Regions from separate parts of the Homo sapiens genome. Here region 1 is linked to region 2. A link is a loop called in an ENCODE intact Hi-C map of the cell type or tissue named here. Cell type or tissue: HCT116. All regions are shown on one strand. Links, peaks and the distances in the headings refer to the core of each region. The heading gives the core; the rest is flanking DNA. Region 1 overlaps BMAL1 (basic helix-loop-helix ARNT like 1). Region 2 has its middle 24 kb from the start of LINC00958.

Region 1 (14,977 bases), core at 5,940-10,939, 420 kb before region 2:
AAATGTGTTGACTTTTATGGGAGCTAGATTGGGTTGGTGTATAAGAGACATGAGGAGGACCAGAGAGAACTTGGATATGTGAGAAAAGGTGAAATATAAGGCCGGAAGTATTCAAAAAATAATTTTAGCTCTGTGGTCCCATATTCATATTGAGAGATTGCTATAGTCAGGCCTACCTAAGGCCTCTTCTACTTACTTTTAAGCAGGCTTTTTGGGTTTATTGCTGTTGTTAAACACAAATGTGTTGTGGGAAAGCACAAATAATTCTTACCTAAATCATTCTCCACACCACAATTCCACCAAAAGGCACTTCTTTGGGGTTTTTCATTTTGTTTGTTTCACTTATCCCTTAATGGAACAACATCTCTCAACCTCCTAGGGTTGGGTTCTTAAGGCAGTTTAGGACTACTGCTACCCCATCGAGCAGACCATATTGGATGTGGCCTTAACTCCCATCATTAGTCCTTGTCCTGAACTCAGTAGAAAGCTCTCTTCTGTCAGAGTAATTGGCTGAGACTTAGAACAGAACCTGAAGTTTAAGACAACAAACTCTAAAATAATTGTGGAATTACAGTTCCCATAGAATATAGGAAATGCGAGGCAAAGTAATGAAGTCTTTAATTGGATGGGATTGTGAATTATTCTACCCTCTGCATCCTGGGCAGGAATGGCAAGACAGTAGTAGGACTGGCTCTTATCACTGAAAGTTCACCTATATACAGAACCTCTCATTTCCCAATTCCATGTTTCTGGAACTGCATACAAAATTTTGTTCTCTGCAAGATTTGAACAAACTAAGCTAAAAAAAAAAATCTGAGCTTCTCTTTTAATAAAGAGTATAATTTACTCTTTATTAAAGAGTAGAATTTACTCATGGCTGTCCTCCATTTGACCATAATCTGTCTTCTAATGTTACCTCCAGCTATTTCCCAGTACACTTTCTGCTCCAGTCATACATGTGTTAGGGTCTCCTAAACCATCTTCTGTGTTCCTGCCTCTCTAGCTTACCTGATGCCATTCTCTCCTTAGAATGATACTCTGTCTGCCTACCTTGCACTCCCCTTGTTTCTGCCCATCCCAATCTTGCTCATCCATGAAGATTAAGGAAGGCATTCAAGAAGCTTTTTCTATTTTAGTCCATTAGAATCTCATTCATCTTCTGAATTCTTTACGCTTCCACTATTGCTTTAACACTTTCTCTTATGTACGTATATTTGCTCTTTGGAATATTCTTTGACTTTATGAACAATTTAATGACTCTCAATAGACCATAAACACCTTAAGGTAGTGATCTGGCATTACAATTTTGTGATGCAGTAGCTGCTAAACCATTAACTGTTGACTGAATAGGTTGGTAAATCTGCAAGTCAGGGGCAGGCTTGCCCTGTCTGTCTGTCTGTCTGTCTTCTGTCTATCTATTTATCCATCTATCTGACAGGGTCTCGCTCTGTCACCAGGCTGGAATGCGGTGGCGCAACCTCAGCTCACTGCAGCCTCCGCCTCCTGGGTTCAAGTGATTCTCCTGTCTCAGCCTCCCGAGTAGCTGGGACTACAGGCGCACGCCACCACACCCAGCTAATTTTTGTATTTTTAGTAGAGATGGGGTTTCACCATGTTGGTCAGGATGGACTCGATCTCTTGACCTCATGATCCGCCTGCCTTGGCCTCCCAAAGGGCTGATTTTACTTTATTTTTAAAGGAAAAAATGTTGAGTAAGATGGATATTGGAAGAGGTTATTACTTATAACTGGCATATCCTGGTAGTTCATTCACTCTTTGTTCAAATATTTGTTTAGCACCTGCAGTGTATCAGGTACTATGCTAGGCACTGAGGATACACCAACAAATTGTTCATAAAGTCAAAGCCATATAGGAACTCATTATTTAGGTCAGAGAGTCAGACATACAAAAAGGTAATTACAGTTTAGTTACAGTTTAGTTCTGTTAAGTATTGTTAACATATGGGAGTGCTATGGAGCATAAGAAGTGAATGATTAACTGTGTGGAGAGTCTTAATGTTTTTGCCAGGGATAAAAGAAGGTGGAGCGCAGGGATCAGGAGGCTGAGAGGGAAGAGGCAGCAGAACAATTTGTGTAAAAGCATGTTTGGGGAAAGCTTAATATGGCAGGTGTATTTAAGAACTCTAGAGTTAGAGTGTAGCATGATAGTAGATGACAGTAAGTAGATATGGAACCAGGCTGTAAAAAAAGCCTTGTATAATATTCTGAGGAGTACAGACCTTCCAATTAAGCACGAGGAAACCATTGGTAGTTTTTAAGCAAGGATTGTAATATGATTACATTTGTCTGGAGTGGTTATTTTGTGTGGGGACAGAATACAAGGAGATGGGAATTTTAAAGTCTTTCTAATAGTCCAGGAGGAATCAAGGACAAGGGAATGGAGATGGAGACCTTTCTGATTTCTGGTGCTGCCTTCAGAGGTAATTGACCAAAAGTATGAAATGAAGACATTCTACAGGTTTTTAGATTTTCAGTTTTGTTCACCTGCTGCACCTATCTCACCCCCACCACATACACACATACTCCACACATGGCTATTTGTACTAGCTACCAATGATGCCTACATGCATTCCCTTATGCAGTAATCATTAATTGATCCCCTACTATGTGAGACCATTCTATTTTTTCTGATTCTAACTATGGTCTAACTTTGGCCTATGGGCCAAAATCAGCTCATTGCCTCTTTTTTATAAAGTTTTATTGAAACATACACATGTGGCTGGGCGCAGTGGCTCACACCTGTAATCCCAGCACTATGGGAAGCCGAGGATCACTGGAGGTCGGGAGTTTGAGATCATCCTGGCCAACATGGTGAAACCCCATCTCTACCAACAATACAAAAATTAGCCAGGTGTGGTGGCAGGCGCCTGTAGTCCCAGCTACTCGAGAGGCTGAGGCAGGAGAATCTCTTGAACCCGGAAGACAGAAGTTGCAGTGAGCCGAGACAGCACCACTGCATTCCAGCCTGGGTGACAGAGACTCTATCTCCAAAAAAAAAAAAGAAAAACATACACGTGCTCATTCATTTACGTATTCTCTGTGGCTGATTTCACTTTACAGTGGCAGAGTGAAAAGTAGCTCTAGTAGAAACCATGTGGCCTACAAGCCTGAAGTATTTACTCTGGACCTTTACAGAAAATGTTTGCCAATCCCAAACTAGTTAATTCTTACTAGAAGAAAGGAGGGAAGGGGTCTATAATAGTTTCTTAAGGACAGTTGATCTTTGGAGAAGTGGCCTTACTAGTAAATAACTAATTTTTTTTTTCAAATCTAGGGTTGTCCTTACTTTTAAGTGACTATGTTCCAAAAGAGGAAGGTAATATTAGGTACTATTAATCAGGGAACGCTGCTTCGGGAATGTGACTGTAAATTGAATGCTTGGTTGTTGGGAGTAGTAATGTTAAAATGATATGGGAGGTTAAAATATTGGCCTTGCTGATCTAGATGCAGAAGTATCTAGAACCACCTGGACAGCTGTACAGCTTTTTCATTTAACAAAAAGAAAAGAAAAAACTCAGAGCAATATAAAGACGAGATGTAGGTTTAAGGAAACTAGCAGGCTAATGTGGCTAAATTCCAGGCCTGTAGGCCGGGTAATCCTGTGACGAGAATATAAGGATACGTAGCTAGAGGCCGGCATGGTGGCTTGCGCCTGTAATCCCAGCAATTTGGGAGGCCGAGGCAGATCACTTGAGGTCAGGAGTTCGAGACCAGCCTGGGCAACGTGGTGAAACCCCCCCTCTACTAAAAACACAAAAATTAGCCGGGCATGGTGGCACATGCCTGTAATCCGCGCTACTCTGGAGACTGAGGTGGGAGAATTGCTTGAACCTGGGAAGCAGAGGTTGCAGTAAACCAAGGTCACACATGGCACTCCAGCCTGGGTGACAAAGTGAGACTCCATGTCAAAAAAAAAAAAGGATACATAGCTAGAGACCAAGATCTGCTCCAACATACTCCTACTTTAATAATGTTTTTTTGATGGTTGATATATTGAGTAATTGAAAGAATGATAGAAGATTTTATGAATTACATCAGTAGGGTTTTCATGTCTGGCTCATGAACTGATGAGTAGGTGGATGGAATATTGTTTTCACTTCTTTGTTTTAAATTTGTTTCTTTAGGATCTATAGCAGAAAAGCTTTCTAAGGCGAAATTGGGTGAGAGGTCTGTGTGTGTCTCCTCAGTTTTTAAAATCTTTCTTTCTTTCAGGTTATCCTACCTACAAAGAAAAAGTAAAGAAAAGGCCTGGAGGCCGCCCAGAAGTGATCTACAACTATGTCCAAAGACCCTTTATTCGAATGTCCTGGGAGAAGGAAGAAGGAAAGAGTCGGCATGTAGACTTTCAGTGTGTAAAGAGTAAATCTATCACCAATCTTGCAGCAGCTGCAGCAGACATTCCCCAGGACCAGCTGGTAGTCATGCATCCAACTCCACAAGTGGATGAGCTGGATATTCTCCCTATCCATCCCCCTTCTGGCAACAGTGACCTCGATCCTGATGCACAGAATCCAATGCTGTGATGCTGATCTTCCTTGAAACCATAGCATGCTACTCTTCACAGTGACGTTGTACTCTCCTCATTCTGCACTGCAAGGCCACTCTTCTTCATTGTGAGATGCACATAACAATGTTTAGGATATTGCAGTGTAGGCTTTTTTAAAGACCAAAGGTAGCTGAATGGTTTTTTTTTAAATGAGTACAACTCTAGCATTTTGAAGTTCCAGTTGTAAATGTATTTGTTTACCAGTAGGTTTGTGAAATTGGTTCTTTGTATGGGGGATGGTCCTTTTTCACACAGCTAGGTCTTTTCAGAAGTGGTGGAAATTGGCAGCTGGGGTACTTTCAGTTTGGACTGATATTCATCACACCTCAGATAAAATGCAGAGTAATATATAGTTGCACTTTATAAATGGTGGTTAAATGGAAATGTTCAAGCCATTTTATAGTTGTGATGCACAATATAATTTAAGTGCTTCTGTCAAAGTATTCCTCCAGTACAATTTGTATAGTTTGCTGCCCTTGATGAGCAAAAAGTATTTATCTTGGGCTTATCTGAATGATCAGGATGAGATTTAATGCCCATATCTTACCAGTTCAGTTATCTCCAGAGCCATTTCACCCTTTAGAGTGAGTCACATGCAGGGAGTGTGAATGTCAGAGGTGGTTTATTATCCAGTCTGCCTTACCCTTAATCTGTTCACAGATATTTATTTACTAATGCTTTTTTTTTCTTAAGAGTTATGGGATAGGAAAATGAAGTGTTTGCTCTTCATTTACTAAATGATTGTAAACTTGAGTTTTTCATCAAAATAAAATTCCATTGTTTTAATGTTTCTGACCAAATTTATAACCACATTGACCAGATTTTTAGTCTCATAATTTCCCATCTCGGTGGTGTAAGTATTATTAGAAATAGTAGCTCAAGGAACTTTTACTATATGTGTGATGAGGCATTTAAATTCCCTAATTATAAAATGTACTATAAATCAAAACAATATTTATTAGAGCTGAAAAGAGTATTTTCTAGTCCAACTTGATATGAAGGGCAAAATGACTTTACTAGGTCATATAGTCACCCTAAGTTTCAGAGCCAGTTTCTCATACTAGTTCAGTGCTTTTTCCATTATACCATGCTACTTTGCTTAGCAAATTATTTATGCAAATGCTATTCTAAATATTCTGTGGTCCAATTCAAGAAGGGATCAAATATTTAGGTGCTTTAGGACTGGGGTCACTTACTATATAACTGAAGTAGTATTAGAGAGGTGCAGCATTAGAGAAGCCAATTTGTTAAATATAATCTTGAATTTATAATTTCAGAGGATTCGATGTTTGTGGATAAGCAGTAACATCTTTGTTCTCACATAAATTAAAATTGCAACAATTTATAAATGAACTATTTTAACAACACAGCTAAGCTAGTAGCATGGGGAAATTATGCAAGCCCAGAATCGTTATGAAGGCCAGAAAAGCACCACAAATGCTACTGGCGTAGATCATCCTTGAACACCCACTGTAGAAACTTATAATCCAGCCCTGCAACACGTAGGATTTTTTTTCTAATTATTTGAAATGTGAACAGTATTTATAGAACAAGGGAAACATTTATTAAAAATATTTAACTGTCTAGTACATTATACTTTAACCCATATTTATAGTAAAGGATTCTTACAAGGAAGAATAAACGGCTTTATGATACAATTAGTATAAGAAATATCCACATGGGGGACTTCTTTGTAGTGTAAAAACACCATACATCTGAAATGACCATTTGCATATAAAAGCTACCAATGATGCTTCTGTGCACAATGATTAAAAAATTCAACACAAACAGAATCCAAAATATACAATTAATGCAAGCTATCCACAGCTAGCCCAATAATCAATGATGAGGAAACACTGGAGCAGGCTTAGTTCCACTTTGTCTGAAGTTACATATAGTAAGATTGACTTGTATCAATGGCTCTGAGATGGCTTTTATGAAGTCAGTACATAAAAGCTATTCTCTCCTTATCCAGTAAGCTTCACAGACTGTAAAACTCCACCAGTAATGCACTTTGATACTATAGCTGTTGCCAAAGCAACATGTAGTGTTTACAGCGGCCATGGCAAGTCACTAAAGTCAACAGGGCCACCCAGTCCAGCATCTGCTTCCAAGAGGCTCATGATGACAGCCATTGCTGCCTCATCATTACTGGGACTACTTGATCCTTGGTCGTTGTCAATCATGTCTATACCTATGTGGGGGTTCTCACCTGTGGGAGGAGATAAAGACTGGTCAGTGATTTCTTTTTTAAAGCATCTTCAGATTAAGTAAGCAATTCCTAAGCACATTTTTAATAAGAAAGTTACATTTAATGGTAGGGTGAGATGCTGCTTTTTGGGCTGCATGGCTATCTTTTTTTATATCGCTGTTTTTTAGAGGAAAGAACCAATTTTTTAAAAATACGTAAGAAATAAGTGGGGTTACGTTGTGAAGAGACAGCTCTAAGGAATCAAATGATCATTTTAGAAATAAGTACAAAGCGCTTAAAATTTAGTAAATGTTAAAAATATTTGAGTCAAGCTTATTTTAATAATCTGATGTAACCAGTTAAGAGGAGTTACAAAAAGAAAGGCAAATAGGAAGGGAGAGTTTAGGAAAAAAACAGATCTAGAAAGCCCAGGGGAGAAAAAGATGGATGTGATGGGAAAAGCAAACTCTTTTCACTTAATGACTTTTAATACCTTCTGATATGCTTACTAATCACCCTTCTAGGCATTATCTCTGAACCTTCATTAGCCTTCTCTCTCTGAAGAGATTATGCCCCACATGGGAGAAAGCCTATGTCTAGGTAGCTGTAGCCTCCTCTTGAGTTCCAGGCACAAACTTGGACCTCCACCAAAACTCAAATACTGGTCAACTTTTTAGAGATTTAAACAAATTTTAAACTTTTATTCTGTTCCTATCAAATTTATCTAGGATTAGCTTGTTTCACACAGTTCAGTTCTTAAAATTGACTTTATGTAAGATGTTTTGCAAGCTCATTGCAATGGAAACGAATAATGATGCCACTTACCAAGAATAGAAGAACTATCAGAATATGGATAACCTGGGTTCTCCTGAGCCTGGCCTGATAGTAGGCCACTGGAAGGAATGTCTGGAGTCCCTCCATTTAAAATCTACAAACAAAAGGAGGGAAGTGTGAAGTTTGAATCAGTATTATGAGCAATGCCAAAAGGAAAATGAAGCATGGGGTGGGGTGGGGAGAAGCTTCAAATGGCTTCAGTTTTCTATTGGATGATTTCAAACAAGGAACTGTTAGACAGACATGGTCAGAGTAAGAAAAAACCTCTCCCCCGAACTATTCTTTTCTCTCCATTTTAGTGAGCCCACAGAGGCAACTTAAAGGCTGAATAAAATCCCAAGAGCATTCAACTGCCTGGAATCATGATGCCCACATATTTCTTTAGGACCAATGCCTAAACTTCAATGAGCCCAGCTAGACGTTTCCCCTATAAGGGAATAAAACATCTTATAGTGACAGATATTTCTGAAGAAGAAAAAGTGGAGTTAACAAGCTGTGAAGAGACACAGCTCAAGGAGTCAAATGAAGAAAACAGAAGTAAATCTCTTATACTACAGGTGCCAACTTCAGTAACCTGTGGTTTAAGTTAAGACAGGCTACTGGGGAGGATTATTACTACTACTCAGTAAGAGAACTCTGTCTCAAAATCTCCCCCACTCACCCCAGCTGCCTTCCCCTGGCTGAGTCTCAAAGAAGAGCATTCTTTGAGACCTATCTGGATATACGTGAGGAAACAGTTTGGTAGCTGCTGCTTTCAGGAGCAGCAATGATTTCAGGCTTTGCCAGCAGGTGGCATTATAACTTACTTTATTTCCACAGCAACGTTTTGGTCTAGGGACCCTTTTACACTCTTAAAAAAATCATTGAGGACTCCAAAGAACTTTTGCTTATGTAGGCTGTATTTATCAATATTTACTGTATTTGAAATTAAAACTAATAGATTTCTTAAATGTAATAAACCCGCTACATGTTAACATAAATAATGAATAGTATTTTAATGAAAAATAACTATTTTCTAAAACAGTAACAAAAAATTACCAGGCAGAGTATTATCTTACATTTTTGCAAATCTAATGTCTGGCTTAATAATTTTCAACTGGATTCTCATATATGTTTTTCCATTCAGTCTATTTAGATACGTCTTGTGATTCAAGTATATGAAGGAAATCCAACCTCCCACAGATAAGTAGTTGGAAAAGGGAGGCATATTTTAATAGACTTTTCAAATAATTGTATTCTTTTTTGATACCACTTCAAAACTTGACACGTAGAAGTTTCTTAAAGGTGAGTTGCAATGTGGAATCTGAAACCATATCAATGAATGTTTTGTACTCTTTATATCTTGGCACTTAGGATGGATCTTTTACCCTTACATGATTTTGAAATACCTTGCATTGTTTAGTTACAAAATATTGGTTCACTGAGTTATGCAGATCTTCTATATATTGACACATTTCATTATAGAGCATCAAAATATCACTATTATTAATACTCCCTATCTCATCAACAACATTTTTTAAGTTTTAGGAAGATCTCAAGGTCAAAGTAGCAGAGACAAGTTTTCTAAAAATTCCAATTTTTGCTTGAAAGCTCAGATTTTATCATTGGCAACAAATGTCAGTCATTTTCCTTAAAGTGACAGGTTCACTTCATTCATTTCCAAAAAAAAAGTATTCTAAATACCCAAAACCGAATGACCATATACAATAAAAATGGTGTCCAATGAAAATAGTAGCTAGTTCAACTCACAACTTAATCACACAAGTAGTTTTTGAGACAAACATCATACTTTGGTATGCAGCACAAGTTCTGTGTACTTCTCATTTTGTCACAGAGCATTAAAAAGATGTGTGCTTGAGAATTTTATAAAAGTAATGATGGACATTTTCCCTCCCTCCCTCACTCCCTTCCTTCCTTTCCTCCTTCCCTCCTTGATAGGGTCTCACTCTGGTTGCCCAGGCTGGAGTACAGTGGCACAATCTCAGCTCACTGCAGCCTCAACCTCCTGGGCTCAGGTGATTCTCCCACCTCAGTCCCCGGAGTAGCTGGGATTACAGGTACACCACCACACCTGGATAATTTTTTTTGTATTTTTTAGTAGAGATGGGATTTCTCTATGTTGCCCAGACTTGCCTGGAACTGCTGGACTCAAGCAGTTTGCCTGCCTCAGCTTCCCAGAGTGCTGAGATTACAGGGGTGAGCCACTGCACCTAGCCATGATGGACAATCTTAAATGAAACTGGCTTTAAACTATTTTTTTACTGTGAGTGTGTGGTGGTGAAGAATACAATGACTACTAGTATAGTTTGGTGCCACTTGTCTGATTTTTGTAAAATGCCAGCAATTTTACCCAACCGTGCTTTTAGTATGAATAGTGCACATTATCAATACAGGGAAAAAATTAACGTTTTAATGTTATTAAGAAAATAGCTTTAACCTTGCAGACCCTTAAAAGGATCTTGTGCCCCCTCTCTTTCTGGAAAAAGACTGCAGATGACATTTGTAGAACTGCTGCTTTATCTGAATTTTCCTTAGTGCTTCTGGATGTCTGTACTCTCTTGCGACCTATGGAGGCTCACTTAGGCTTCCTTTTTAGCTTGATCCTGACAAACAACTGCAGGCTAAATGGTTCATTTTTGGACCTTCCAAATTTGAAAGTGACTGGAAAGGGCTGGGTATGGTGCACCATTTAATACTGCTGTCAGTTTTAACTGTCTTGTTTAAGCTGCTTTTCTTATAAGTCCTGCTGCCCAGGACTCATCTCGTGAGAACACATCCAAATTTCTTCTCACAGATCCATTTTATAATCCATTCTTCTCAAAGAAAAGGGAGAATTTTCATAAGTGCCTCAAAAATAGCTGGGGCTTTATGATGCAGAGCACAGCTTTTGATTTCTGGTAGTTGTTGATGTGAAAAGAATTGGAAGCCATGAGCCCAGGATTGTAGCCTGGGGGCCATACTTATAAAACGAACGCTGAGGAGCCTGGATCTTGTCACTATAATGTTGTGAAGGTGAGATGAGACAATGTATATGAAAGTTCTTTGAGTAATATTTAAGCCTATACTGGACTGATAACCTTTCAAAACCAAGAAGTAGAATCCTTGGTAATACCAGGAGTCAAGTCAAGTGCCTAAAAGTTAACTTAAGAAGCAGAGACTGGAAGACCACCCTAAGAAGATGGTGGATCCAATATGCAGGAAGGACCTGGAGGTATAACAGAAGAACAGCTAAGAAGACAGCTGGCAAGCAGTGTGTGTGTTGTGGGCAGGGGGGCGGGGGTCACGGGACACCAAGCTCAGACTTCATCTGTCAGTGGTATTTTGGGCCAAGCACTTTCACATATATTATCTCACAGTAGGACCTCGTGCAAAGATGCTGGCTACCCTAACCATTATTAGCTCCATTATAAAGAAAACTAGGGCTTGAAAGTTGTACAAGTTCACATAACTAGCACATGGCAAGGCCAAGCTTCGAACCCAGGTCTTACTTTGTAGTCTTACCCATTAATTTGTTAACTTTCAACCTTTTTTGGGGGGAGCAAAACGCTTTTTCAAATAGAAATGTTTGCAGAAGATTCCTGTATAAAAAAGAAGTATTGCTGCCCTTGTAGAAGCAGGATTTCTACTCTTACCCTCTCTCCTTAGCAACTATCCCCACGCCCATCCCACCTGGTAACACCACAGCTCTTGGTAACCTGAACAAACCTCCGAGGAGCTCAGTTTTGAAAATCCTTGCCCTGCTTTTGATGGTTTGTGCCCTAGGAGTCCTGCCTATGGAAATTCCTGATATTCTCTCTCTCTGTTTTAGGAGATGGGGAAAGGAAGCCATTGTGTCCAAAATGATGGCCTTTAAACTGTCCTAAGCTCTACTGGCATCAGGCAATATAAACAGATTTATAATTTACGATTAAGATGGGCCTAGGCTTATAAGTTCTCCAGCAAAGATGAAAACAAATGACTGGTTCCTAAACCTATTTATAGTGTAGTCTTATAGCAAGCTCTTCATGAGGGCTGGTGATTGATCCACTGCTTGGATCCAATGCTGTCACACCAATGGAACCCCCAGGCAGCAGATCCCCAAGTATTCTGCAGCTATAAAGCATGGCTTGATTTCCAAAGCACTGCTGGTGGCATTGCTGTTTCCATTGCCTGCCCTAGACACTAATATTTTCTCCCTTGAAAATTCCTGGCAGAAAATGAGAAACTTTTCTATGTGAGGTACTCAATAATCTTTCCCTCATGGGAACTCTTGAATTGCTCCCTCAATTAAATGAACTGACAGTTCCCCATTCCTTATTCTTTCTCCCTTCTTCCACTCACATGGAAGAAAGCCTCTGAGGATGTCAGCAAGCCTCCCTAGCCCTACCAGTATGCTTTGTATCCAGCCTCACACAGATGCATTTACTTCAAGGAGGAAGTAGTCCAAATTGTTTCAGCAATCGCAGTTGCAATTCCATACTCCCACCCCCAACATTTCAGATCTTGGGCAAGAGGTTCTCTAGCTTAGGCTAAGAATCATCAGTCTTACCTTCTTGCCTCCTGGAGAAGAGGCATCAGGGGGAGGCGTACTCGTGATGTTCAATGGGCTGGAGCCACAGCTAGAAGGCGATGACCCTCTTATCCTGTCAGAAAAGAGAATTACACTGCCTTTTCTTTTTTCAGTGGAGTGTATGTGCTTTGTTAAGGGGTAAAGGTGAGAAAGGGGATGAAGATCTAGATTAGGGTTTGGCAAGCTTTTTCTGTAAGGGGCCAGATAGTAGGCTCTCTAGGCCATATGGTGTCTTGTCACAAATGCTCAACTCTGCCTCTGCAGCTTGAAAGCAGCCACAGATACGAATCGGTGTGGCTGTGTTCCAATAAAACTTTATTTACAAAAACAGATGACAAGCTGGATTTGTTCTACAGGCACCTGATCTAGAATGCAGTCCCTAGAGTCAAGCATCTCACTGACAAAGCCCTTGGATTGGAGTTTGCATTCAGTTGGTGAATTTCAAGTAAGTGGCCAGTTTTATTTCCTCACAGAATCCAGGTGAATTGGAGGAGAACTTCTAAGATCAACCTCCATCTTTGATCCACAGAAAACAATTTGTCCCCTTCTCCACAAACACTGTTTAGCTAGTGAATACTCTTAGGACATGGACGGCACCAGGGTCTAAAAGGTAGCCTAGTAGTAGTGACAGGAAAAGCAGCCTTCGAAGGCAGTGGTTGATGAAAAATGGGTCCAGGCCTTTCTTATCTAGCATATCTCTCAGAAGATTTATAGAAGGGAAGACTTAGAACTGTAAATCCACCTAAATACTTGTCAGGCTGAAGGACCTCAGGAAAGAATCCATCACTTGGCATTGCAGCTACAGTTTAGGGAGAGTGTGATGGCAGTTGTGTAACCACAGGACTCTCAGCTCCTACATGGATGAATGTAGCTTTTGGGTGACCCAGAGACCACTCCTCCACCACCCAGAAGTCTTTTGGTTCTTGTACTGCCTAGTTCTCTAGATTTATGAGTGAACAAGTTTTCTTTCTGGATTAGAAGCTTCTTAACGGCAGTTTACAACTACATATCATGTATTCTCAGCATGCACAAACGGCTGCTAATTGCTTACGGAAAAATTGCTGAGTGTCCCCCACCTTTCTCTACTTATGTCTATGAAACCACTATTTTCCCAGGTTTCTCATCTTGGAATTGCTGTTTCATCATTCCTGATTTCATCTTCAAACGCTAGACCTTAGATGATTGATTTCTCTTTTGGCAGTGTCATCTCTGTAGGATAAGGCCTCATTCCTGAGTTGTCAAACATGCCCACCTTCATCTCTCCCTATTCCAATGCAACTTCCACAAAGCGTAACACAAGACTTTGGATGCTTGTTCAGCATCCTACAACAAATGGGGTCTTACAGGTTTCTTCCAAACTGCACAGTATCATTTCTTGTGTTTCTTAATCGCCTATCATAGCTCTGTGTCTCCTTCCTACACAAAGCCTGCCCAGTTAGGTAGCTTGTTTCTTGACCCTGAATTTGCCACTCACATGCCCACTCAAGAATAGCCCTGGCTTTTCTAGAGGGAACATCCACTCTTATTGCAAACCCTGGCTAAGGCCAAGTTCAAATCTTTCCTCTTTTGCTTGCTTTGGCCCATGCACCCTCCCTTTTTCCTGTTATCATAAAGAAAATAGACTTATAAAAGATTTTAAAATTCTTGAGGTCAAGGACTGTTTGATACTGTTCTTGGATGGTCTCAAGCAAAATACAGGGTATGCAAATGCAAAGTATAGGGTTTGAACCTGATTACACTGCACACTACCCTCATGTCTCCTTCCTGATGCAGAAGTCACACCCACTAATCCTGTGGGGTTGGAAAAGAGCTGTGTTACCTATAGGGGGATAACAGCCCCTTTATGGCCAATTGGAAAACAGGCCAGCCTCTAATTCTCCTGAGAGAATCCAGCGGCAGCAGTGTTTTCTTCCTTTTCTTATGTTACATTAAGTTTCGTTCTGAAGAATCTGGTTACCACCTTCTCTATTCCCCAAATTTGGACAGACTTATGATAACTGCTTCCCTCTCGACTGCTCTTAAAGACAGATTTAATTAATTTTTAAGCACTCACTATATGTCAGGCTGTGTTCCTGGAACTTTCCTGAGTGCCCTCACAATCCTAACACAATTCTTGGGAAATAGTGCTTTCTTTTTATGGTTTAAATCAACAGAGAGCAAGAGGTTAAGTAAGTCTCAGCATAGCCAGGTAGAGAGACAGGCCCAGGACTCAGACCCAGGTGGACTGCTTCTAAGCTCCTTCTCTTTCATATGGAAAGGAAGTCTCTCCCAAGACAGCTAGTAATAACTAGCTGATCTGCTTGGTTTCTAGTACTAATCCTGGGCAGCTCTTTGATTGAAAAAAAGTGAATGTTTTGTTAAGGTCCAGATCACTCTGATAGTTCACAGCTCTACTCCTGCATTCCTGTAAAGTAAAGGTACATCTATCCGCACTGAGAAGCTCCTTGAGCCATAAGAAAGTTAAGTCTTCTCAAGAATTCTCTTTAGCGCTGGGCTATTTTGGTTTAGCTTCTTTATTTAAGGCAGGATTTCTTAATCTAGGCACTACTAACATTTTGGATTGGATAATTCTTTGTTGGGTGGGGAGGAGGGAACTGTCCTGTTTACTGTAGGATGTTTAACAAGCAGCATCCCTGGTCTCTATCCACAGGATGTTTAAGTAGCAACCTCCCACCCAGTTGTGAAGACCAAAAATGTCTCCTGACATTGCAAAATATTGCCTGGGGGAAAAAATTTCCCTGGGTTGAGAACCACTGGTTTAACAGAGGAACTAGAAGGTGTTACTTGCCTGTGGATTTCCATGATTTCCTCAGCAATCATTCGGCCTATTTTTCCTG
Region 2 (14,977 bases), core at 5,403-10,402:
AGATGGAGGATGGTTGCCCACCTGACTTCTGACTTTGCATGAGCAGTAAACAAACTGTCATCCGGTTACCTGGAGATCAAAACCCCTGAGATTTTGATTGTAGCAGCTGCTGTCAATTATCCTGACTAACAGCAGGAGTGAAATATTGCAATAGTTTAAAAAAATCTAAGAGATGTGGCATTAGCTTACCAGTTAGGCTGGATAGATGGAAATCCATGATATGCAGTGGCAAAAAATTTAATGAAGTACGGCTGGCGATAACTTGGAAAGCAGACCATGAGCCAACTGAGTTTATACATTTAACACAGAGGCCAGCCAACTTTTCCATAAAAAGCCAGATAATGAATATTTTCAGCTTTATTGGACAGACTCCTTTGCAACTACTCAACTACCATTGTAGCATGAAAACAGCCATAGACAATATGTAAACAAATGAACATGGTTGTGTTCAAACAAAACTTTATTTACAAAAACAGGTAGCACTCTGGATTTGGTCTGTTGGCTATTTGCTGACCCCTAGTCTAGGGGAAGAGTTTAGATAATATGTTGCCATTGGCTGCATTTGACAAGGAATTAAAGTTAAGAGATGAGTTTAGAAAGTGTTGGCCGGCTTGCAGGCAGAAATTAAAGAGAGAAATCAGGAATTTGGATTCCCAACTTTTCACAAGCTGTAAGTGGTCTAAAAATGCTGTACAGACTCCAGTATCCACTTAGATAGGGAGAAAGAGGATAAATACACAAAAATAAACCTCCTGATAAGCAGAGTAGGCATGGAGGAGCATGAATGTAAGGCGAGCAGGTTAATATTTGAACAAAGACCCGAAAAAAGTAAGGGACAAGCCAGGTGACTATATAGGGAAAGAGCAGAATTATAGCAAGTGCAAAAGCCCTGGGGCAGCAGTGCACCTAATACCTGCAGGGAACTGCAAGGATGCCAGTATTGCTGGAACCGTGGGCACAAAGGGTGGGAAGGGGGGTGGTAGTAAAAGATAATATCAGAGGGAGGGCAGGTGGGCATGGGGCAGTCTTCAAAGGTAAATCATACAGGGCCTTGTAGGTCATTATGAAGATGCCAGCTCTTATTCTGAATTAGTGGGAAAGCCATAGAGGGTATTGAGGTGAACAGGGACACACTCCAACTTATATTCTTGAAAAGATAATTCTATAATATGGCAAAACCCCATCTCTACAAAAAAAAAAAAAAAGAAATACAAAAATTAGCCAGGCATGATGGCTCACGCCTGTAGCCCCAGCTACTTGGGAGGCTGAGGTGGGAGGATCATTTGAGCCCCAGGAGGTCGAGGCTGTGGTGAGCCATGATCACACTGCATTATAGCCTCGGTGACAGAGTGAGACTCTGTCTCAAAAAGAAAAAAATTCATTCTGGTTGCCGGACTGAGACAAAACAAAGGGGGTGGGGAGTAAGCAATAAGACCAGCCAAAAGTCTTTTGCTGTAATCCAAGCAAGAAATAATCATTCATTTATACATTCATCTGTTCCCTGAGTGGGTCCCAGAGTCTCTGAATCATCTCAACCATTTTGCATCTAGTTCTCAACTATTCGCAACTAGTTCTCAAACTTGGCTGCACATTAGAATCACCTGAGAACTGTGACGATGACTGCTCCTAGGGTTCTACCTCCAGAGATTCTGGTTTCTTGAGTATAGACCTTGGCTGGGGTGGGGTTGGAGTAGATATTGTGTGGCCCGACATCAGGATTTTTAAAGCTCCCCAGGTGATTTTCTTGTGCAACCCATTTGGAGAACCACTGATCTATATAATACACCCTCTTTGAGCTGAGCTCAGAGCCTGGTGGAGTTCCCAGTGTTCAATAATCTTCCAGGTCTCTGGCCTCATTTTTTGACTGCAGGGAGCATCTTCCCTCTTATTGACAGCTTTGCAGTCCCCATCTGGGGTGCAAGAGACTACAGGGTGCTCGGAAGTGTCCATCCTGGAGGCATCATCAAAACTACCTACTTGTTTTGGGGGTTTTTCCAACTTTTATTTTAGGCTCAAGGGTACATGTGGAGGTTTGTTACATGGGTAAATTGGCATCATGGGGATTTAATGTACAGATTATTTCATCACCCAGTAATCACCATAATACTTGATAGGTAGTTTTTCCACCTTCACCCTCCTTCCATCCTCCACTCTCAAGTAGGCCCCGGTGTCTGTTTTTCGTTTTTTTGTGTCCATGGGTACTCAATGTTTAACTCCCACTAATAAGGGAGAATATGTGATATTTGGTTTTCTGTTCACTGTAATGTGTTTAGGATAATGACCTCCAGCTCCATCCATGTTGCTGCAAAAGACATGATCTCATCCTTTTTTATGGATGCATAATATTCCATGGTTAATATGTACCACATTTTCTTTATCAAGTCCACCACTGATAGGCATTTAGATTGATTCCATGTCTTTACTGTTGTGGATAGTGCTGTGATGAACATATGTGTGCATGTGTTTTTGGGGTAGCATGATTTATATTCCTTTGGGTATATACCCAGTAATGGAATTGCTGGGTCAAATGGTTGTTCTGTTGTACATTCTTTGAGAAATCTCCAGACTGCTTTCCACAGTGGCTGAACTAATTTTTCTAATGAACTAATTACATTCCCACCAGCAGGGTATAGGGATTTCCTTTTCTCTGCAGCCTCACCAGCATCTGTTAGTTTTTGACTTTTTAATAATAGCCATTCTGACTGGTATGAGATAGTATCTCATTGTGGTTTTGATTTGCATCTCTCTAATGATTAGTGATATTGAGCAGTTTTTCATACTCTTCTTGGCCACATATATATCTTCTTTTGAGAAGTAGAAACATCTATTTTTTCCAGAGTTTCTATAGCTTAGCTTAGCACTAGGGAAGTGGGTGGGGATTGCTGGGTGTGCTGTGGGAAGATGACCCTTCCATAAAAGACAGCAGGGTGGGAAAAGGCCCCATGTTTTCAGAATATTAGTATATATACATATATATATATATATGTATATGTATACGTATATATATATACGTATATATGTGTGTATATATATACACATGTATATATATATTTATATATTTATTTATATATATATAAATATATATATAAAAATATATATATATTTAGTCGACATCCCTGTTCTATCCCAAAAGCCTAGGCCTGTTTCTCTAGCAGCCTGGAAAATCCAAATGTAGCAAGAAACACTTGTCTGCATCTGAAACTGGCCATCAGAGGACAGGTCCTTGACACACAAGCACAGAGTGGTCTTTCCTACAGCTCGGACATGCCCTTTGCTCCTTCCCCCTGTAAGTCACCCTCCTTCTATGTTTTCCTAAAGAAAGTTATTTTTACCCACTTTGGAATGCCAGTTCGGAACAGCCTCTGGCATCTTGGAAGGCACTGTACAGGTACTTTTCATCTCTAATTGCTCCTGCTTCTCCATTTAAAAGAAATATTTTCAAAGCAATGGGAGCAAGTTACTCATTCAAATGCTGTTAACAAATAACAGGACTTGAGTGTGTAATCTGAAGTTACTCAGCTTTGAAAAGTTGCCCTGAGGAGTTAAAATTTCTGCTTCACTGGAAATTAGAAGGGAGGATGGGGGGGATGTCCTTATGCGAGGAATTTTCAGCCCCTGGAATTTTATGTCTGATCTCCCTCACATCTGAGCTGGAACGTGAGATCCAGTGCAAGATTGCAGGAGAGAGCGGGCTGGGGACAGTTCTGGGGCCTGCAGGTGTTCCGTTTCTGTGCCAACCAGCAAGGGCCGCTCCCCCTGCACCACCAAACACCCGCCAGGACTTGCTGGAGCCCATGTCAGTGGAGTCAGCTTATAAATTACTCGGGATCATCATTCCATGTTGGATCGAATCATAGAGGGTGGAGTGTAGAGGTGCTGCAGCCTGGGCTTCAGGTGGAGGGCTTTCTGGAGGAACTCCACAAGCAAAGGCTGACAACGCAGCCATGACAAGCCACAGACTCCCAGCGAACTCAGCCCCAAGCCTACACTTTCTCTCATGCCACAAGAGCAACTGAGCCAAAAGCTGGGAGCCTGGGCCCCTTCTCCCATTTCTGTTTTAATTACTGCTTTTTCTTTTAATATATGTTTCCCGGCATGCTGTACCATGAGAAGTAGGGACAGCAATGCCCTCCAGGGAGGCTGCACATAGTAAGTGTTCAATATAATTAAGTGTCAGTAAATGTCAATTCCCTTCTGTGGTTTAAGAAAATATGCAGGCCCCAGGGTGGTATGGAAGAGATGTGACTGGTGAGTCCTAAAGTGACGTCAGTAATAAGGGAAGGAAAATGTTAAGGAGGTCAAGACTCCTCATTAGGGAAGAAAAGGGACTTCACCTGTGCCTGCCAATCACCAAGGACTCTCAGGTTTGGCTCTTCTGTGGACAGGTCCAAGCTTAAAAGAGTACTCATGGCATAGGAATTCTGAAAATATTTATTAAAGAGAGAAAGGATGATTCAATTAGAGGTGGGAGGGAGGGGCCATGATTAAAGGAAGAGATAGAAGAAAAGGACTTCAAGTTTCCACTTGAAGGTGGCTCCTCATCCTGTTGGCAAAGTTCTGAGGAAGAAAAGGTATATATGGAATGCCACTTACTCCACTTTGGAGCTTCAAAGAGGGTGTGGGGAGGCAGAAGGAAAAGAGGCTGAAGGAGAAAGAGCAGGAAGGGAAGAGTCAAGGGTGAAGTGCTCAAGTTCTCCCATTCTGTGCTAAGAATAGCAGGCTCTCTTCAGGGGAAATTCAGTCCCTCTTCCCACCATGGACTTGACCTCATCAGGCTCTCCAGCCTGCCCCAGACCACCTACCGACAGGGACTCATGATGATAGTTTGAGAGTGAATACATTCAAGGCCCAACCCCAGTACTTTACATATCTCCCCTCCAAATCTAGAAACCAATGCCTTGGCTCCCTATGTTCCTACAACTTGGCTTTTTCTGCATAAATCCCCTTTCAAAGCTCTTGTCTTAGAGCCAGTTGATACTGATCGACACATATTTTAATTAAATTTGCATTTACCTATTGATTTTCATACCCAGTCTCATTCCAAAAAGGATTGGAGGCAGCTTCTAACATTTCAATGTGATAATCACTTTGATAAATCTGCCTTACCACCCCTGTTCACAAACACCTGTATCTACATCCACGAAATATAGATGATCTTCATAGTTTAATTGTAAAACAATACACAAAACACCTTTGAAACCTGGCTCCAAGTTTTAAAATAGGTGCATTGTACTTTGTATGCTAAGAAGTTTCAGACAGGATTGGGCGTCCTGGCCACAGAAATAGAGTCTTGTGGGAGACCCCCAGTTTGGATTCAGAGTTTGGGATGGCCAGAAGTATGACCACATTGATTTTCTTTCCTTGTTAGGTGTAGAGAAAAAGAGGTACACAGGTTGTGTTGAAGAGCAGAGTTTCGTCCAAACCAGGTGTTTGGAGCATTGGAGGAGGGAAATTTTCCTCCCTTCCAGGAGCCCCTCCAGCATCCCAGATCTTGCCAACTCAGACCCTTTCCCAGACAAACTTGCCTCTCATCCCTCAGGGAGTCAGTTGATCCCAGCTGGAACTGTAATCCTTTGCTAAAAGGCCTCTTGGCTGAAGCCCAGCTCAGCAGGGAAGGGTTCAGCTTTGTCCTTGGGGGGCTTCTGCAGGAGGTCCCATTCTTGGGGACTCTGACACTGTGGGAATCTGGCAGGTGCCCCTTCCCAGGTTCACAGAGGTTGCTTTGGGGGGTTGCAACAGGACTTGCTTCTCTGGTGTTTATCTCAGTGAAATTCAAGAAAGTCCATGTGCAGTTTCATCCTGGGATAAAGGAGGGTCTTCTCTTCCTACCAGCAACTCCAGGCAAGATACTCTCCTCAGCCCAAAGGGCTAAAGAGAAGGCAAAGGGAACAAAGGAAGGCCATTTTACTCATTGTTGTTGAACTTAAAATGTGTAATTATCTTCTGAAAACAGCTGAAGGGCTTATGTAAAGCATGACACAGGAGAAGGTATTTAAACATGAAACAAGGCAGCATCTTTTGCTGGAGCAGAATACCTGCTTTCCAAACTCCAGATCGACTTTGGAGGAGGAGAATAGCATGACAGCCTCCATGTGTGAGTCCTGTCAACACTTGGCATCCACCTTCCCATTCACTTTTCACAACACTGCATGGTAAACCATTTCACAGATAAAGAAATGGAGTCTCAGAGAACTGGAGTAAATTGCCCAAAGATGCACAGCTACTCAATAATAGAACCTGAATTTGAACCTGCTGGGTAATTCTAGAGCCCTCAGCCTTAGCCACTACACAGCGCTCCTTCCCATACTGTCACTACCCATAGTCGTTCAGCCATGCATTCCCTAGCCACTAAGGCAAAGCAAAAGATAATGGGCTCAATGAACCTCACCCCTCAGATGGGCTAAGTCACACGGCACTTTTGTTTTCATTGTGAATGCCCATCAGTGAGGCACATACTGCCTGTTACAGCAGATCTGCTTCGTGCATTTGTAAGTTTTGCCTGACCCTGGTGTGCATTTGAGTTTGCGATTCCAGGACTACAACATTTCTAATAGGAAAAATGTCAGCTCTGTCTTATTCTGATATTGACATGCTTTGGGGATGCCTTAGGAGGCTAGGAAGCCTTCTAAGTAGCTTCTGAATTTAACACATTTCTATAGAACTGTTACAAGCTGGTTGGGAATGTGGAAGCATGCTCACCAAAGACGGTTTTCATTAGGCTCAAATCAATGATGAGCTTTTCCTGAGAACTTGAGGCTTTAGGAGAGAGTAGCATGGGCCGTTGGATTATTATAACAACAACAACAAAAAGATTTTAATACATTTTTCTCTCATTGTTTTGCCTGATGACAGATGCAATCCCAGATCACAGGCATTTGGTGCATGAGAGCTTTTCTGTTTACAGGTGTCCACTGTGCCTTGGAGAGGGCTGGGGCACCGCCCTAGGGATTGTTATTTCAGACAAGAACTTCACCCTACAAAGTAAAGGCAAGACAAAATGTCATTGTCCCTTTTATGCATCACAGAGGCACATTGGACTTGTAGAAGGAGCATACCTTTTAGACACTAGGTGGACTAGGTAAAACCTGGATTTGAATCCAGCTTTTTCTACTTCACAGTTGTATGACCTAGGACAAGTTACATCAAGTACATTTTTGAGTCCAGTTTCCTCATCAGGGAAATGCAGATAAAAATACAGACTTTGTTAAGGTACCGTAAGGATTAGAGGTGATATATGGAAGACCCCATGCAGGGAAGACCCCCTGGAAGACTCTTTGTAGTTGATCTAGATATTATCAGGAGCAGCGTGGGACATGCGGCACTGCACATGCTGGCCACTAGCTTGCACAGCAGGTCCTCAAATAATGTCATGTTTTTGTTTTTGTTTTTCTGAGACAGGGTCTTGCTCTGTCACCCAGGCTGGAGTGCAGTGACACAATGCTGGCTCAACCTCCTGGGCTCAAGAGATCCTTCCACCTCGGCCTCCTGAGTAGCTGGGATCACAGGTACACACCACCATGCCCAGCTAATTTTTAAATTTTTTGTGGAGATGGGGGTCTCACTGCGTTGCCCAGCCTACACCATTTCATTAGAACATGGATAAGAAAAAAAAAATCCATGCCTTCTGGGGCCACACTCTGTGTGGAGTCTGTACTCTCTCTCCATGTCTGCATAGGTTTTCTCCAGGCACTACCACTTCCTCCCACATCCCAGCGATGTGCACATTAGGAGAACTGGTGTGTCTACATGGTCCCAGTCGGAGCGAGCGTGGGTGTGGGTGAGTGCGCCCTGTGAGGGAATGGCATCCTATCCAGGGCTGGGTCCCACCTTGTGCCCTGAGCTGCCAGGAGGGGCTTCGAGCACTCATTACCCTGAACTGGAATTACTAAGTAAATAATGATCTTGTTTTTATTCATCAAATGCATGTATAGCTCACATTTATTTCAGTGTTTAGTATTAGAAGTGTTTTGAGTCTTTACCTAGAAGTTTGCTGATGTTTTTGTGACCTGAAATATACTGTAGGAACTCAACTCTAGTTTATAGCCATTAGCCTGTAGTAAAATTGGTTTCCCTTTAAGTTGTAGTTCCGAGAACCTAAGGACAACGTTAACTTACTGTACTGTCAAGGTCAAAGGAACTGCTCTGTTTCAGAATGGATGGTTGGACTCCACAAGGGCAGAAAATGCCACACAGCACATCACCTGAAGTGGTGCTCAGAGTGTCGGGTTTCTGGTTTTCAATTATTAAAAACACGCAAACAACTAATACCACCCTCCTCCCACCCCTCTCACCCCACGTGGATAAAGCCAGGTTCAAACCCCTGGGTCGTCCTGGGTGAGGAGCCCTCAAATGGCAGTTTGCTGCCCTCTGCTGTCCATATCGAGAAGTCCTGGGGGGGATGCTTTGGGCAGCACCGCCAGCCTTAACAATCCAAGGAGCTTGGGCGCCCAAGAGGGAGGGAGTACCAGGAAAAGCCACATAGTCGGAGGGGTCTGGCGAAAAAATGAAAATGTGGGACAACTTCTTAAAAACAGTGAGAGTTTCAAGACAGCGAACAGAGTATTAAGCTAAGCTGTGGACATTTGTGAGGGTGGGGCCTGTGCCACTATCTCCCACACTCTGAAGCTGGCCTCATTATTCCCTGCTCCTGACATTGCACGTCAGGGCTATGACAGAGTCTCAGTGGTTCCTGAAGAGTCTAAGTTTAGGAGAATATGTGGGGAGAGGAGTTGCAGGTAAGGTTCTCCCTAATATGCCAGGCTGAGGGGAATCAGTTTCTCTTGGCTATAATGTAGTGGTACTGAAAGTCTAATTTTTTTTTTTTTTGAGACAGAGTCTTGCTCTGTCACCAGGTTGGAGTGCAGTGGCGCAATCTCGGCTCACTGCAAGCTCCACCTCCCAGGTTCACGCCATTCTCCTGCCTCAGCCTCCCAAGTAGCTGGGACCACAGGCGCCCACCACCACGCCCGGCTAATTTTTTTGTATTTTTAGTAGAGACAGGGTTTCACCGTGTTAGCTAGGATGGTCTCGATCTCCTGACCTCGTGATCCGCCTGCCTTGGCCTCCCAAAGTGCTGGGATTATAGGCGTGAGCCACCGCGCCGGGCCAAAAGTCTAATCTTTTTTCCACTTCCTTGCTATTGGAGTTTGAGAAAGAAAAAAACAAAAAAACAAACAAACAAAAAAACAGGACTCCTTGTCCCAGCCTTGGGAACCAATTCAGACTCAGGGAGTCAGACAGATGGAGATTAAAATATCACCTGCATTACAGAACAGACTACTCTGGAGGACAGAGCTTGGCAATGATGAGCATGCTAAAATGCACTCCCCAGTTCCACCAGGAGAGATCCACGCAAATGAGAGTGTGGGCCGACTGCTGTCACCCACTAGTTAGCTAACTCAGCACACTTCCATCGGGAGGATTAAGGAGCAGAGCAAGACGCCAGGAGGATTTAGAGAAAAAGCCCTCTGTGTGGAAACCAGAGCAGTGGGGGGCCAGTGTCCCCCCGATATTATTCAGGGGCTAACTAGGAAGATAGACACCACTCCAAGTAGTTACAACAAAGGGAATCTGATGCAGGGAATTGGTGGAGGTGCTGGGAAGAGAAATCCCAAGATTCTCAGGAATACAAAGTCACTGCCATTCTTAGGATGAAGGAGTGAAGGGGTAAGGTGCTGTTCCCAGATCCCCCAGCCAGATCACTGGCAGGAGCCAGAACCTGTGAGGGTCCCTCTGGCAGGAGCTGGAGCTATGAAGGAAAAAGAGCCACTGCTGGATATGCCACCTGAGATGGAGAGAGACGGGATGAGACCCTAACTTCTCCCTTCTTCCCACCCTGTTTCCTACCAGAACCTTCCACTGGCCACTCAGCGAAAGGCAGCTGATTCAGCACCTGGAGAAGACCGGCAACAGGGCTGAGTTTCCTTGCACTGCAGAGGAGGGGAGAGGCAAGGAGTGGACATGAGCACGGAGGATCCAGGGCACTCCCTTGATGGTGATGCCCTCGAAGGGCTGCCCCGTGCCCATTGTACAGAATGTGGATTCCACCCCACGCCATGAGAGCTCTCGCGCAGGCCCAGACCACTTTATAAGCCATATTTCCCACCAATTCCTGTTTCTGGATCTGTCAGGTTATTTCATATTTCTAGGCCCTTAGCTTTGCTTCCTCTTCCCTGAACGCCCTTTGCCCACATCATCCCAGCTCTCCTTCTCCTCCTGCCTTCTGTCTTCTCTTCCTCTCATTTCTTGTCACCCAGGCTGGAGTCCAGTGGCGTGATCACGGCTCACTACAGCCTTGAACTCCCGGGCTCAGGTGATCCTCCCACCTGAGCCTCCCGAGTAGCTGGGACTACAGATGCACACCACCATGCCAGCTAATTTTTAAAACTGTTTTTAGGGATGGGGTCATCTTCCTGTGTTGCCCAGGCTTGTCTCAAACTCCTGGGCTCAAGTGATCCTCTCACCTCAGCCTTCCAAAGTGCTGGGATTACAGGCATGAGCCACAACATCCAGCCCCTTTTCTCTTTTCTTACCCTTCTTTCCTATTTTCTTTTCCATTTTCTTTCCCTCCCTTCTTCTTTCTTTCCTAACTATTAAGGAGTAGATTGAATTCAAGGTCTTTATGTGTGTCAGTTTTTGTTTTCCAACAAATATTTCTTAAAAACCAACCATTGAAACGTAATGGTAACCACTGGCCCCTGTCTCCACCTCCACACCTAAGAAGCCCCAAATCCAGATGTGTCCATTAAAATCAGTCCAGATCTTCTTTACCAAGCCACTAGATGTCATATTAATTTCACAGCAGAATAGGGAAGCCCATGCCGGAGCTGAAAACCTGCAACAACAAAAAAGCATCTAAATACTGCAAAAAAAAAAAAAAAAAAGAGGGAGAGAGGCATCTTAATATTTGTCCTTAACACATCATACCAGACTTCTGCTTCCAGGAATGACTGGATGTGGTTTTTCTAGGTGGACATAATACAAAATGCAGCTACCTGAAAACAATGGAAAGTGGACAGAGCAGGCAGATTCTGGTGGGAAGTCCACGCAATAAAGAAAAGATGTTACAGGAAGTGAGCGCCCATTTTTGCTGTTTTTAGCTTGGAGGCAGGTGCAGCCATTGTGCAAACCAGGTGTGGTGCTGGTGGAAAAACAGCCATCTTTTTGGACTATGAAAATGGAAGGTTGAGTTCAGGGCAACTATAACTGCCAAAAGAGAGAAGAAAGAGTTCTGGAAGAGAAAGAGCCAAAGAGGGAATTCCCAAATTCTTTCTGCTCCTGTCTGTGGCTGATCCCAAACCACGGACACACACAGCAAAAACAAAAGCATCTCAGCCAGAGACAAAAGAGTCTAAAAGAGACTGGACCTGCCACCTGAGAAACAGAGTTTGAAGTTAGAGTTCAATCACAAAAAAATGCCTGCTAAAACAAAATAAACAAAACCTATTAGAGAAAAGGTGTTCTCTTATCAGAATGTAGGGCCTCCACAACTTAACGTTTATAATGTGTACAATCCAAACTTATTCGACATATGAAGAACTGGAAAAGTGGGACCCATTCTCAAGGGAAAAGATAGCGGAGATTCACTCCAAGATGACCCAGATGTTGGAATTATCCACCAAGGATTTTAAAGCTACTATTATAACTGTTCTCATGCTATAAAATCCACTATTTAGATCATACTTAATTGTGAAGAAATGAATTCTTTCCTCCTAAGATTAGAAACAAGGACGGCATGAATACCCACTTTCACTACTAACACTGAATTTTGTACGAAGGTCCCAGTCAGTTCAATATTTTTAAAAAGATTTTAAAAAAAGCAATAAAAGGCATACATATTGGAAAGGGAAAAGTAAACTGTCTAAATTTGCAGATGACAAGGTCATATAATGGTTTAAAAAAAGCTACTAGAACAATATGTGAGTTTACCAAGGTTAAAGGATACAAGGTCAATATGCCAAAGTCAAGTGAATTTCTATATATTTGCAATGAACAATTCAAAATGGAGTTTTAAAACATTTTTATTTATGATAGTCTCCAAAATACTTTTTAAGAAAGAAAATGACAGAAGCAACCCAAGTGTCTACTGATGGATAATTAAATTATAGTATATAAATACAATGGGGCCGGGTGCAGTGGTTCATGCCTGTAAACCCAGCACTTTGGGAGGCTGAGGTGGGAGGATCACTCGAGCCCAGGAGTTCAAGACCAGCCTGGGCAACATGGTGAAACCCCATCTCTAGAAAAAGTACAACAATTAGCTGAGCATGGTGGTGCACACCTATGGTCCTAGCTACTAGGAGGCTGAGGTGGGAGATCACCGGAGCACAGGAGGTTGAGGCTGCAGTGAGCTGTGATTGTGCCACTGCACTCCAGCCTGGGTGACAGAGCAAGACCCTGTCTCAAACACATATATACATACATATGTGGAATACAATGGAATATTTACTTAAAAAAGAAAGAAAATTCCGACAACATGGATGGACCTTGAAGATATTATGTTGAGTGAACTAGTCACAAAAGGACAAATACTGCATAATTGTACTTTTATGAGGCACTTAGAGTAATCAAACTCAGAGACAGAAAGTAGAATGCTGGTTGCCAGGGGCTGGTAGAATGGAAAGTTATTGTTTAATGTTTATAAAGTTTTAGTTTTGCAAGATAAAAAGATTTCTGTGGATGGATGGTGGTGATGGTTGCACAATGTGAATGTACTTAATGCCACTTAAAAATGGTCAAGATGGTAAATTTTATGTTATGTGTATTGTACCACAATTTTCTTTACAAGGTCTCAAGTTGGACATTAAAATGCCAGGCAATTAAAAGTATTTATGTTTAAAACTTAATTTAAAAAATAATTGACAAGTATATTCTAAAATTTGTTCGAGAAGGCAAAGGACCTAGAATAGCAAGAATACTCTTAAGAAAGGAAAACAAGTTTGGAAGGACTTAAACTACCTGAATTCAAGACTTATCATTAAGATACAGTAATCACAACAGTGTGTTACTGGCATAAAGATAGACCATATGAGATCAATGGAACAAAATAAAAGCTTTAAAATGCACCAATACTTATATGGTCAATTGATTTTCAACAATGGTGCCAAAGTAATTTAATGGGGAAAAGATAGTCTTTTCAAAAAATGGTGTTAGAACAACTGGATATATATATATATCCATTATATATATACACTCATTTATATATACATCATATACATGTATGTATCATATATATGTATATAGCCTCAACTCTTATTTCATATCATATACAAATATTTGAATTGATTGTAGACCTAAATGAAGGAGCTAAAGCTATTAAACTTTTAGAAGACAGCATAAAAGAATTTCCTTCCTTCTGCCTTGCCTTGCCCTGCCCTGCCCTGCCTTGCCCTGCCTTGCCCTGCCCTGCCCTGCCCTGCCCTGCCCTGCCCTGCCTTGCCTTGTTTTGTAACAGAGTCTCACTCTGTTGCCCAGGCTGGAGTGCAGTGGCGTGATCTCAGCTCACTGCAGACTCAATCACCTGGGCTTAAGCCATCCTCTTGCCTCAGCGTCCTGAGTAGTTTGGACTACAGGCATGCGCCACCACACTTGGCTAATTTTAGTTTTGTTTTTTTGTTTTTGTTTTTTTGTAGAGACAAGGTTTCATTATGTTACCCAGGCTGGTCTCAAACTTCTGGACTCAAGCAATCCTCCCTCCTCGGCCTGTAATTATTTCTTAAACAGGGCACAAAAAGCACAAATCACATAAGAAAAAAAGATAAAACAGACTTCATCAAGATTTAAAGCTTTTCCTCCTCAGATAACGAGTTGAGAAAACAAAGACAAGCCACAGATTGGGAGAAAACATTGGCAAAACAGCTATTAAAAAAGCCTTCTATCCAGATTATATAAAGAACCCTTAAAACTCAGTAATAAAAAGACATACATAGTAAGTAATGGGCAAATGATTTGAACAATCACTTTATAAAAGAAGATAAATGAATAGCCAACAAACACATAAAAAGATGCTGAACATCACAAGTCATTCAAGGAAGTGCAAATTAAAATAATAATAAAATACTATTAAATGTCCACTAGAGTGGCCAAATTTAAAAAAAATGAAAATCACCAGGTATTGTGGCTCACACCTGTAATCCCAGCACTTTGGGAGGCTGAGATGGGCCAATCACTTGAGCCCAGGAGTTCAAGACTGGCCTGGGCAACATGGCAAAACCCTGTCTTTACACAAAATACAAAAATTAGCCTGGAGCATATCTATAGTTCCAGCTACTCAGGGGGCTGAGGTGGGAGGATCGCTTGAACCCTGGGAGGCCAGTCTGCAGTGAGTTTAGATCATGCCACTGTACTCCAGCCTGGGTGACAGAGCAAGACACTGTCTCAAAAAAAAACAAAAAACAAAAAAAAACCCCAAAAAATAAAAATGTGAGGAACTCTCACACATTTACACATTGCTGAAGGCAATGCAAAGTGGTACAGTCAGGCCGGAAAACAGAGTGACAAGGTCCTATAAAGGAGTGGTCCCAACCTTTTTGGCACCAGGGACCAGTTTCATGGAAGACAATTTTTCCATGGACAGTGGGGGAAGGGAATGGTTTTAGGATGATTCAAGCTCATTAAATTTATTGTGTACTTTATTTCTATTATTATTACATTGTAATATATAATGAAATAATTATACATCTCACCATAATGTAGAATCAGTGGGAGCACTGAGCTTGTTCTCCTGCAACTAGATGATCCCATCTGGGGGTGATGTGAAACAATGACAGATGATCAGGCATTAGATTCTCATAAGGAACACACAACCTGGATCCCTCGCATGTGTAGTTCACAATAGGGTTCATGCTCCTATGAGAATCTAATGCCTTTGCTGATCTGACAGAAGGCAGAGCTCAGGCAGTAATGCGACTGATGGCAGGTGGCTGTAAAGAGAGATGAAGCTTCATTCCCTTTCCTGCCGCACACCTGCTGTGCAGCC

The links. Hi-C counts contacts between places; a loop is a spot of excess contacts. Peaks named below come from ENCODE experiments on the same cell type or tissue, not always from the same donor. Only the 100,000 strongest peaks of a DNase experiment are listed, where the experiment ranks them.
Region 1: it touches region 2 in a loop (4-fold over the local background); 5 of 110 quality-filtered maps call a loop at or near these places.

The regions. Positions count from the first base shown.
Region 1 is chr11:13,378,397-13,393,373 of GRCh38, reverse strand. It overlaps BMAL1 (basic helix-loop-helix ARNT like 1), which reads right to left. Exons shown (of 20, transcript NM_001297719.2): 17 at 14,929-14,977; 18 at 12,120-12,213; 19 at 7,583-7,685; 20 at 6,108-6,778. The coding sequence ends at 6,618. It overlaps BTBD10 (BTB domain containing 10), which reads left to right. Exons shown (of 9, transcript NM_032320.7): 9 at 4,233-5,366. The coding sequence ends at 4,543. Among named protein-coding and RNA genes, the nearest start is that of BTBD10, 77 kb to the left of the region's middle. In HCT116, for the core only: a CTCF peak has its summit at 8,373 (motif pointing right); a DNase peak (open chromatin) is centred at 8,353.
Region 2 is chr11:12,957,636-12,972,612 of GRCh38, reverse strand. No RefSeq gene overlaps it. Among named protein-coding and RNA genes, the nearest start is that of LINC00958, 24 kb to the left of the region's middle. RefSeq lists a silencer at 8,265-8,324. In HCT116, for the core only: a CTCF peak has its summit at 8,371 (motif pointing left); a DNase peak (open chromatin) is centred at 8,352.